Regions from separate parts of the Mus musculus genome. Here region 1 is linked to region 2. A link is a contact called in ENCODE Hi-C or POLR2A ChIA-PET data. All regions are on one chromosome and are shown on one strand. The core of a region is the stretch at or near the end of the contact, and the rest is flanking DNA. Distances in the headings are between cores, read along the strand shown.

Evidence for each region. Hi-C counts contacts between places; a loop is a spot of excess contacts on that map. ChIA-PET counts read pairs that join two places held with the same protein, here RNA polymerase II (POLR2A).
Region 1: a map of heart shows a loop between it and region 2 (3-fold over the local background). The contact joins the promoter of Abhd8 here to the promoter of Haus8 in region 2. A Hi-C loop is called at or near these places in 1 of 37 maps with a recorded cell type or tissue (heart). POLR2A ChIA-PET finds 5 or more read pairs at or near these places in 1 of 5 experiments (embryonic stem cell).

What each region holds. Positions count from the first base shown.
Region 1 is chr8:71,461,135-71,465,926 of GRCm38, reverse strand. It overlaps Abhd8 (abhydrolase domain containing 8), which reads left to right and starts at 2,270. Exons shown (of 5, transcript NM_022419.3): 1 at 2,270-2,461; 2 at 3,955-4,681. The coding sequence starts at 2,452. It overlaps Mrpl34 (mitochondrial ribosomal protein L34), which reads right to left and starts at 1,001. Exons shown (of 2, transcript NM_053162.2): 1 at 860-1,001; 2 at 174-677. The coding sequence starts at 924. The coding sequence ends at 464.
Region 2 is chr8:71,270,338-71,275,682 of GRCm38, reverse strand. It overlaps Haus8 (4HAUS augmin-like complex, subunit 8), which reads left to right and starts at 3,093. Exons shown (of 11, transcript NM_001163042.1): 1 at 3,093-3,399. The coding sequence starts at 3,371. It overlaps Myo9b (myosin IXb), which reads right to left and starts at 2,969. Exons shown (of 40, transcript NM_001142322.1): 1 at 2,854-2,969.

The DNA.
Region 1 (4,792 bases), core at 1,021-3,520, 190 kb before region 2:
GGGTCAGATCTGAAATAGAAACATAGAGGCCACAGGAACTGAGAGAGAATACTTTCCTGTATGGGGACACAGAACCTATGAACTAAAAGCCCTGTTGGAGTCCTGGGGTCAAGCAGAAGCCCCAAGATCCCTAACCCCGACCAGTCTTCCAGAACTGTAAGTTAATACATACGTAGTGGTTCAAGAAACGTGAATATTTATTAAGTCGGTAATACTTTGGAATGGCTGGAAACGTAGGGGTGGTGTCTGTGTTTTAATGACCCCGTCTTGCAAAGATGCCTTCAAATATATTCACAGAAATGGATGAGGTATCGCAGGTGCTGGTGGTTGGTAAGCAGCCGTCGACGGGGGATGCGTCTAAAAACCTACGAAGGGACAGACCCCCACTTTCAGCTTGCCCCAACTTCTCGCCCTCGGGCAACTCTACCGGCGTCTGAGTCTATTCCCTGCGACGTTGCGCTCCTCAGTGGCTCAGGGACTTGCGGCCCTTCAGCATGCGACGGAGGATGACCTGCACGCCGGCAGGCGTGCTCAGCCGACGGACCCAGCCGTGCTTGTGCTTGCGCTTGATGTTGCTCGGCTGATACTCGTTTCCGCGCGCGCGGCCGCGAGCCTGCTGCAGGGAGAGGAGAGGCCAGGAGTCCGGGAGCCCCATCCAGACTCTGGACTGGAGATACCTGTGGGACCAGAGGAACCGTGAATCTCAGAGAATGTACGCTGTATGACTTTCTGAGCCGCCTTTGTAATGGGCAGGGCAACAAAAGAGCTTGTTTACAAAAGGCGCTACATAAGTACGCATGGTAGTCTATAGAGACCACCCTTGTTTCCATTCTGGAGCAGGGTATCTCTGAACACTCACCTGCCACTCAATAGGGCCACCGATCTGCAGGCCTGGCACCCAAAGCACCGGGCTAGGAAAGCCATATCCAGCGGCGGGTCAATGGTCCGGTCGTCCGGGTCAATGCCAGTTCCTACACTCTGGGCTCCTTGACAATGCCTTCTGGGAAATGTAGTTCTTGTTGCCGCGGGGCCTTCCGGGAGCTGTAGTTCCACACCTGCAGGTGACGATAGTGGGGTGGGGGTTGGGGGATGTCTGTCCTCAGTGGCATGTAGTTCTCCAAAATGACCAGGAGAGGGCGAACGAATGTAAACTCCTGCGTGTGCGTATGACATTCTGTCCCCCTGGCCTTCTGGGAGTTGTAGTTCTTCGCCTCGGCCACTGGTAGAGGGCGCCCCAGAGTGGTGGTGACGACTCTGGCAGCAGTCTGGAGAACTGGCTGCTGGCCTTTTCACCCGCCCTCATTGAAGACGGGCAGCTGGCACGCAGCGGGCTGGCAGCTTCTTGGCGCCCGCAGCCAAGACTTCTCTTGGCGCGCGGCCCGGATGTCCTTGAGTTCCAGCTCTTCATAATCTCGAAAACTCGTGCGTTGTGAATTTGCTCTGGTTAGTTTAATCCTTCAGGCTGGCCTGGGGGAATTTTCTTCCCGCAGCTCAGATCTGGACTCCTGTTCACACACCTTCCATAGCTCTCCACTGTTTAAAGAAGATGTCCAGACAGCCGTGCCAGCAGCCACAGGAAGCCGTACACACCAGCATTTCTGAAGTTCATGGTCCTTACCATGAACTAAATGGTAAAATGGCTAGTTGTGCCTACAAATAATTGAGGCGATGTGTTGAGTACTTATTGTATGTAGAAGGTGTGTAGAAGGGATGGCGACAAGTGTTTGGGCTGCACCTTGAGCCCATGAGCGAACAGCGCGCCAGGGTGGGAAGGTTAGCCTGGGGCTCAGTCTTGGTGTAGCAGAGACCCCATCACTAGGATGCAATTCCCATTCGCTAGTTCTGCAGCAGCTCTGACACTTCTGACACAGCCTCTGGTTCAAATGCCTGCCTTGATGTTTTGTCTGTTTCCCGACCTGAAAGTGTAGAGATTTGGAAGTGTGCAGAACGAGAAGGTCAAGAGACAGAGGGCATACCGCCTTGCGGGAGGCAGAAGCTGGCTGAGGAGACCCTGTCCCAGACAGAGCACATCCACCACACCCCCAAGCTACTCGCTGTCCCTCGACTGCAAGCCCTTCTCGGTCCAGGCTCTAGCCCATCCCTCCCTCATTCCCCCCAAACTCTTCACAGGGGTGGGGCTGCTGCTTGCAGACCGCGCGCTGATCCTGGGAAGAGAAGCCTCTGGTTGGACGGTTATCTAGGCCAGACGGCTCGCCGCTGCCATAGGCCGAGATGCCTGCCCATCTGCTCCAGGCCCCGCCCACGCTGGGTGGGACTTACAGGGCCGGTTTGCTACGCGGCTGCGGGATGCCCCTGCGTTGACCGTCCGGGCCCGCGCCTGTCCGCGCTAATGCGGCCAACCCCGCACCACCATGTAAGCGGCACCTGCAGGTGGACGCTGGCTTCTCCGCCCGGGACCCCTGCGTCCTGCCTCGGGCCCCGGGCCCCTCGATGACCTCAGGTGAGCTGGCTCTGTTCCCCGAGAGAGGAGTCACCAGGCTGCCAGGCCTCCACTGAGGGGTGGGGGGTGTCGCTGCCGGGGGTGGATAACCGCCAAGCTCCGCATTCGTACTGCTAGGATGCTGCGGAACCCCGGTAGCCTTGACCCCACCGCGGGGGTGACGAACTCCAGGGAAAAGCGGGTCGGGCTGGGAAACAGGACTGGCGCTGCGCTTTAGAGAAGCCGCCACAGTCGGGGTTCCACAGCCTTAGAAATGAGGAGCAAGGCCTGCTTTCCCCTCAAGTGCATCCGGGGCTATCACGAGCGGGGTATTTAATGACCATCACTCCAGCGGCGCCCAGGCCGTGATGGAAAAACGAAGCTGGCCCCATCCCTATGCCTCAGACAATGGGGGTGTGCTGCTCCGGTATCCCCTGGAGTTATGTAACCGCCTGTGGTTGTCATGGACACCGGGGGGGGTGGCCAAGGGAACCGGATGGAGGCCCAGAGCCCCCAGTCAGGTTCTGCCTTTATCTTCCTGGCTGCCACTAGGGTTGTGTACCCTTTGAACACAGGATGCTGAGGGCAGCAACCTCCATCAGTTCTCGATACTGTGCAAGTCAGCTCTAGCTCTCTTCTGAACCTGGAGCCGGATACAACCCGAGTTCTAGTGGCCAACATCCTTCCCCCGCCTCATTCGTCACTAGTCAGATTAACACTAGAGGCCTGAGCTAAGAACTTTGACATTTTAGAATAAGAGCCAGGCTTTATGGGCTGTCATCTCACCACCCAGGAGCTTGGGCACAAGGTTGAGGCCAGCATGGACTACAGAATGAAACCCCGTGTAAAAGGTTGGCAGTGATCGGGGTTCACACTAGTCATTCTAGTACTGGCAGAGGTGGAGGCAGGAGGATTGCAAGGAGTTTGAGACCAGTGTACAGCCCAGGACGACAGAATGAGACCTTGTTTCAAAAACAAACCAATGGCATCATGTTGATGCACATCTGTCACCCCAACACTTGGGAAGGTAGAGGCAGGAGGACTGTGGGAGTTCGAGGTTCCCTTTGGTCTTAGGAACACCTGTATGCTCAACCTGCTACAACTCCGGAGGTGGAAGGCAGAGCAAGGTCAGTCTGGGCAGCATGAGGATTTCCAAGCCAGCCTGGGCTACATGAGTTTCTTTCTCAAAAGTAAGCATGCAAACCAGCTTGCATCCATGCTTGCATAAATCAGTGTGTGGATGAATTTGTACATAAAGATACGGATTTGTGAATAAATGATAAACTCCAGCTGGTGGGGCAAGGGTCTCCTTGCAATGGGCTCTTGCTTTAATGTTTTCTCCTTCTGGAAGCCCCCCTCCCCCATGCTCTCTTCAGTATTGTACTAAGGGACACCCTGAGAACTTGTCTGGCATTGGGGTGTCTGGGGAAACCTGGAAGGGGCTTCCAGGTCCTGCTTACCCGATGCAAGACCAGAGCCACCAACACTGAGCTAGCCACTGTTCCTCTCTCCAGAACACACCATGCTGACTGGGGTGACAGATGGCTTTTTCTGCTGCCTGCTGGGGACTCCCCCTAACGCCGTGCGGCCACTGGAGAGTGTCGAGTCCAGTGACGGCTACACATTCGTGGAGGTCAAGCCAGGCCGGGTGCTGCGGGTAAAGCATGCGGGGCCCGCGCCCATCCCCACGCCGCCACCACCACCTCCTGAAGATGATCCAGGGGTCAAGACGGGCCTTGTGCGCTGCCAGCGCCGTATCACAGTGTACCGCAACGGGAGGCTGGTGGTGGAGAACCTGGGCCGAGCGCCTCGTGCCGACCTGCAAGGCCGCAGTGGCTCCGGGGACCCGCCTGCTGCACTCGAGGTTGAGCTGGCTGAGCCCGCAGGAGGAGACACCCGGGCCAACCCAGGCAGCGGGCGACGGCGCCGCCCACGGCGTCCGAAGAGGACCATCCACATCGACTGTGAGCAGCGCATCACCAGCTGCAAGGGTGCGCAGGCTGATGTGGTGCTGTTCTTCATTCACGGAGTCGGTGGCTCACTCGCCATCTGGAAGGAGCAGCTAGACTTCTTTGTGCGACTCGGCTATGAGGTGGTGGCACCTGACCTGGCGGGCCATGGAGCCAGCTCTGCGCCGCAGGTGGCAGCTGCCTACACCTTTTACGCATTGGCAGAGGATATGAGGGCCATCTTCACACGCTATGCCAAGAAGCGCAATGTGCTCATCGGCCATTCTTACGGGTAAGATCCGAGTGGGATGCTCACAAACCATTCCCTTCCCCCTGGAGCTAGGTTGAGACAGGGCTTTGTGTACCCCAGGCTAGCCTCAAAAATCATTATGTAGCTGAGGCT
Region 2 (5,345 bases), core at 1,844-4,343:
TACAAGGAGAAGAGAAACAATGGCCCTGCTGTGCCTGCCAGGCTGCTTCGGCTGATTCACCTGCCCTACTCTTCCCCTGGTCTCCTTCCATGCAGTGGCCAGCGGGATCTAGCAATCAAGGCGTCCCCACCTCTCCTGACTCCTGCAGGTGACCCTGAGATGCACCGAGGCTAGCGGGGACTGCAGCACAGCATCTATAACCACCTTGGGTCCATTCCATGTGGCCCACTCTACTCCATACAACCCATCATCATCATTGGTCAACACACTCCTGCCAATGCAAGCTGGGGACACTACAGCATCACATGGTGCACAGATGGCCCTGGGGCAAAGAATGGCCCCCCACACCAGATGTCAGGACAGTTTGACAGCCAAACTTGGGTAAAGGCTATTTTAGAGGGTTAGGGAATACAGACACAGACTTGTTGGCTTTTTGCTTTCTTAGGGTGCTGTGGATATTTGGGCTGTTTGTGTGATAAGAGCTAGAGCATAAACTTAGCCTCCCAGCCTCGCTTCCTGGTTCTAGAAAAGTCTAGGGATCTATCTCCAAACCCAGCACCTGCCTGAGTCCATTTTGAGAAAGGACTCTTTCCTGGTGGTTGAATGGAAAAGAAAATTGAAACAAACTAAAGCAGAGGCTACAGCAAGTATCCCAAAGAGGAGAGTGACAGGATATCTGTTCCTGTCACTCTGGGTTCACCACTGACATGGCTTCCCAGGATTGACTGCAGACCAGACACTCTTCCCAGGAAACATAGTGGACCCCCCCACATCCCAAGTCTTGCTCTCAGTCTTCCCAATTCTGCCCCTGTGATAACTCATGTCACCTGTCATTGTGAAGGTCTGCCTAATGGGAATGCCATTCTTTCCATGTAAAGGGACAATAGCTGTTCCTCTGAGGCACAAGGAGATCTCAGCTCTGCTCTCAGGAGGCAGCCAACCACTTGGCACAACCAGCTCTTGCTTGGTTAATTTTGGACCCATTCACCACATGTTACCAGAGAGATAAGGAAAGGGAAGCCACAAGTTCATGGTCTCTTGTCAGGAAGGGAGTCAAGCCCAGGAGTCCTGAGTCCCCACCTGACCCACAAGGTACTAGCTAGACTTGAGAGAGGGTTTTACCCAAGTAGGAGGTCAAAGCCAGAGCATTGTGCTTCATGCAGGTAGCATCCTGGACACCTGACTGGAGGTGTGGCTCTATGGTGGAACACTTACCCAGTAAGCAAGCACAAGGTTCTAAGTTCCGTCCCCAGCATTTGCAGGGCAAGAGACAGAAAGTTGGAGCTGCATAAAACCAAAGGGTGTGTACCAGAAACATGAAAGTTAATAAGTGGGGTTAGCTCTGGAAAAAGGCTGACACAGGCCAATCCAAAGGAGAAATAGGCAGAGTCTTGCCCCAGGCCAGACCCCAAACAAGGCGCTTGCTTCTTCCAGGAGACCTCCACTGAGTCACAGCTCCAAGTAAGCAGGAGAAAAAGTGTGTCATGCATAGGAAAGTTCATGTCCTTCCTGGGGTCTCAGGACCAAAAAGTCTTCGATATTCCAAGGGGCATGACTTGCACCGTGTGCCCTTGGGCAAGCTAAGTTGAAAGATTTCTTCCAGAACATTCTTGAAGTGAATGGGGCAGTCATGTCTCTAAGGCTTCCTTTATATCCAGATTCCTGTACCAAATGGAGCTCTAAACCTGGCCTCCTTTCAGCAAGCACACAGCAGACAGGGAATACTGGTAAGGGGGGGGGGGGAGAAAGTGATGCCAATCAAAACCAGGCAGCTCCAAGGCCTTGTAGGAGCAGAGAGGCCGGTGACAATAACTTTATAGTTGCTCATGCCACCTCCAGCCATTCCTTGACACCTTAAGATACTGAAGTCTCAAAGACTAGACAATACCCAACAAGGTAAGGAGATACAACCTGAGGGGCTGCTAGGTGGATGTCTTAAAGTGCTGGAAAATGAGCCAAAGAGGCACAAAAGGACTCCCCTATAAAGCCTTGGGAGTTAGGGTCCCTAGAAAAAGAAGGGAGGGTTTGTTGGCAGCTGTGACTCCACGGGGCTGAGATCTCTGCCACCGCTGAGGTATACATTTCCTGTAAGTCATTTAAAAACAAAAAACAAAAAACAAAAAAACGTTTAAGTCCAAGGATGTGACTCTCTTGAGAGAGTGGCTTCCACCCTACCGGCTCCCTTTCTTCTGAAACGCAGTTCGGGTGTCAGAACCCCACCCCCACCCCGCAACCTCCTCTAGAGTCCAGCTACTCTTTTCTTGAGCAGAAAGTGATGTGCCTATCAAAGCAGAGAGAGAACCCAGAGGGCGCTGGGACTCGCCCTGGCGGATCACCCAGCTGTCCGGGAGTGAAGTCAGGAAGAAGATGAATCAAGAGGGGAAGGCGGGGGCGAGTCTCCAGAGGCTGCACCCCGTCATCTCCCTTTCCTCCTCCTCTCCACTCCTCCGGCCCTCTGAGGAACTGTTTTTGCGTGTCTTTCCAGGCCCACTCTTTTAGACGTTCCAGCCCCAACAGTGGGTTGCCACAGACCGTTTCCCATTCTCTGAGAGCCCGGCGCCTCTCTGACACCCTAGGGCTCAGACCGCGAGTGCAGAAGTCCCTTTCCCTAGCACGGCCCCTCGGCTCCGCCTTCCTGGCCTCCCCCGTTTCCTGAGATCCCCCCAGATGCCACCTTAGCCACGTCCTCTCCTCAGCCGCCGCTGAAAGACGCGGTAAGCCCGCCAGTCTCAACCCCCTCAGCGTCCACGCGTCCCCCAGGCCGCATCCTGCCCTCACGTCCCACGACTTCAGGAGCAACCCGGTGCACAACCCCGGCTCGGGTCTCCACTCACGGCCGCCGCGAGAACTTACCTGGACCTCGGGCCGCTGCGCGCCACCGGTCCCCGGCCAGCCTGCCCGCTGCTCCCGGCCGCCCCGCCCCGAAGCGACCAGCCTCGCCCGCCGCTGCACCGTGCGATTTCACTTCCGGGTTCCGGAGGCGCTGAGTGGGCGGGCGCCAACTCGTCGGAGAGGCGGGGCGACTCGAGGTCCCGCCCCATCTAAAGGCGCGCAGCGAACGCCCTCTGCGGTTGGTGCATTCCAGATGCTAAGTGTTCCACAGCTGAGAGGGGCGGGCGCTATGATAGTCACGCCCCTCCCCAGCAGTATTTTAGCCCGCTCAGGTTGGTGCCGGAAGCCCACACGTCTGAGGGACACCTTGGAGCCACGCCCTTTTTCGGCGCTCTTGGCCAGGCTGAACGAACTGTAGCAAGCTTGGAGCCCGCCCCGCGGCTCGCGTGAAGAGAGCACCCTCCGGCTTCCAGCACTACTCCCTGCCTCCTAGCGGGCGGGACCCTGAGACGCTTGCCTTTGAGTGGAAGGCGGGAGAATGGCGGATTCCTCAGAACGGGACGCAGGGTGAGTTGGGATCTCAGAAGGGCGGAATTTAGGGGCTCCTGTGGGTTGGCCAAAGACCAGATCCTGGGCTCACAGGCAGCGGAGCTGGAGAACTGGGATCTTATGAGCCAATGCCCGAATCTCTCCCAGACCAGAAGCCCAGGCTCTGAGCCGCTTCGGTGCGTGCTGGGGAGCTGGGGTCCCAGATGCAGTTCAGAATTGGGGTTGTGCGTGGACTTTGGTGGACATTCTCTCTTTTTCCCCTTGGAGACAGTGGTGTTTTTTGTTTTTTGTTTTGTGTGTGTGTGTGTGTGTGTGTGTGTGTGTGTGTGTGTGTGTATGTGTGTAGCTGATCCGGAGCTCTGTAGACCAGTCTGGCCTTGAATTCACAGAAATCTGCCTGCCAAGTGCTGGGTTCAAAGGCATGTGCCACCACCACCTAGCCTTCCTTTTTTTAAAGGAAAAACGTGACCCTACATGGTAGCACGACTTTAGTCCCAGCACAGACCTTTTCCTAGGCCTCAGGAGCTCTAGGGTTGCTTGTCGCACTCCCCTTTAGCCCTGACTCACTACACCCATGGGTGTTTGCTTAAGAGTCTGAAGGATGAGGGTCACGGGCTATTGTGACTGTATACAGCAAAGGACACTCTGTGAAGGTCAAGTGGGTGAAACAAAGGCTCTTGCCACCAAGCCTCATGATCTTATTTTGATCCATGGGTTTCATATGGTGAAAGTAGATAACTGATGTACTGGCCAGTTTTGTGTCAACTTGACACAGGCTGGAGTTATCACAGAGAAAGGAGCTTCAGTTAGGGAAATGCCTCCATGAGATCCAGCTGTAAGGCATTTTCTCAATTAGGGTCAAGGGAGGAGGTCCCCTTGTGGGTGGTGCCATCTCTGGGATGGTAGTCTTGGGTTCTATAAGAGAGCAGGCTGAGCAAGCCAGGGGAAGCAAGCCAGTAAGGAACATCCCTCCGTGGCCTCTGCATCAGTTCCTGCTTCCTGACCTGCTTGAGTTCCAGTCCTGACTTCCTTTGGTGATGAACAGCAATGTGGAAGAGTAAGCTGAATAAACCCTTTCCTCCCCAACTTGCTTCTTGGTCATGATGTTTGTGCAGGAATAGAAACCCTGACTAAGACAATTGACTACGCATTTTGTCCTCTGCCCTCCATGTGCACATCATGGCACACGAGCACTACAAACTACATAAAATGTAAAATGCTGAAATGCTAAGAGAAGAGGCCTATGGTAGGAGCCTCCTACACCTGAGACTCCCAGCCCTGAAAGGCAGGGGGTAGAGAGTAGGGATGCACAGTGGGCACAGGACAGGACAAGGCCATGTTACTGAAGCCTCTGTGAGTGGTGGGCAGGCTTTGGGGCACCATGAGGGACAACAGATGCACCTGCACTTTGTAGAACTACAGGGCCCCATGTTCTCCCATAGGCCCATGATTTGCCCCCAGAGCAGGGAGAAGCCCCCAGCTCCCAGCCCTGCTTTTGACTTGCAGGTGTGTCCAGAAGAGGTTGGGATCCCCTGGAGCTGGAGTTACAGGTGGTTGTGAGCCACCTCACCTGGGTGCTGGAGACTGAACTCAAGTCCTCTGTAAGAGCAGCAGACACTCTTAACCTATGAGCTGTCTGGCACAGCCAGGGCTGTGAAGTGAGATTTATTTGCTCTCTGAACAATCCCAACAACCTGAGTTTAGGTCCCCAGAAGCCACATAAAGACTGGATGCAGTAGTGTCTGTCTGTAATCCAGCACTTCCCACAGGGAGATGGGAGGCTAAAGCAGCACAGTCTCTAGGAGTAGGAGGCAGAGCTAGCAGGGCAAACAGAGCCATGGCTAAGAAAGGTAGAAGGTGAGAACCTTCGCTGAGGTTGTCCCTGACCTTTACACAGGCACCATGGTACACACAGTGGCACAGAAGCACCTGTACTCATACAAACACCATTCAGACTTACATGA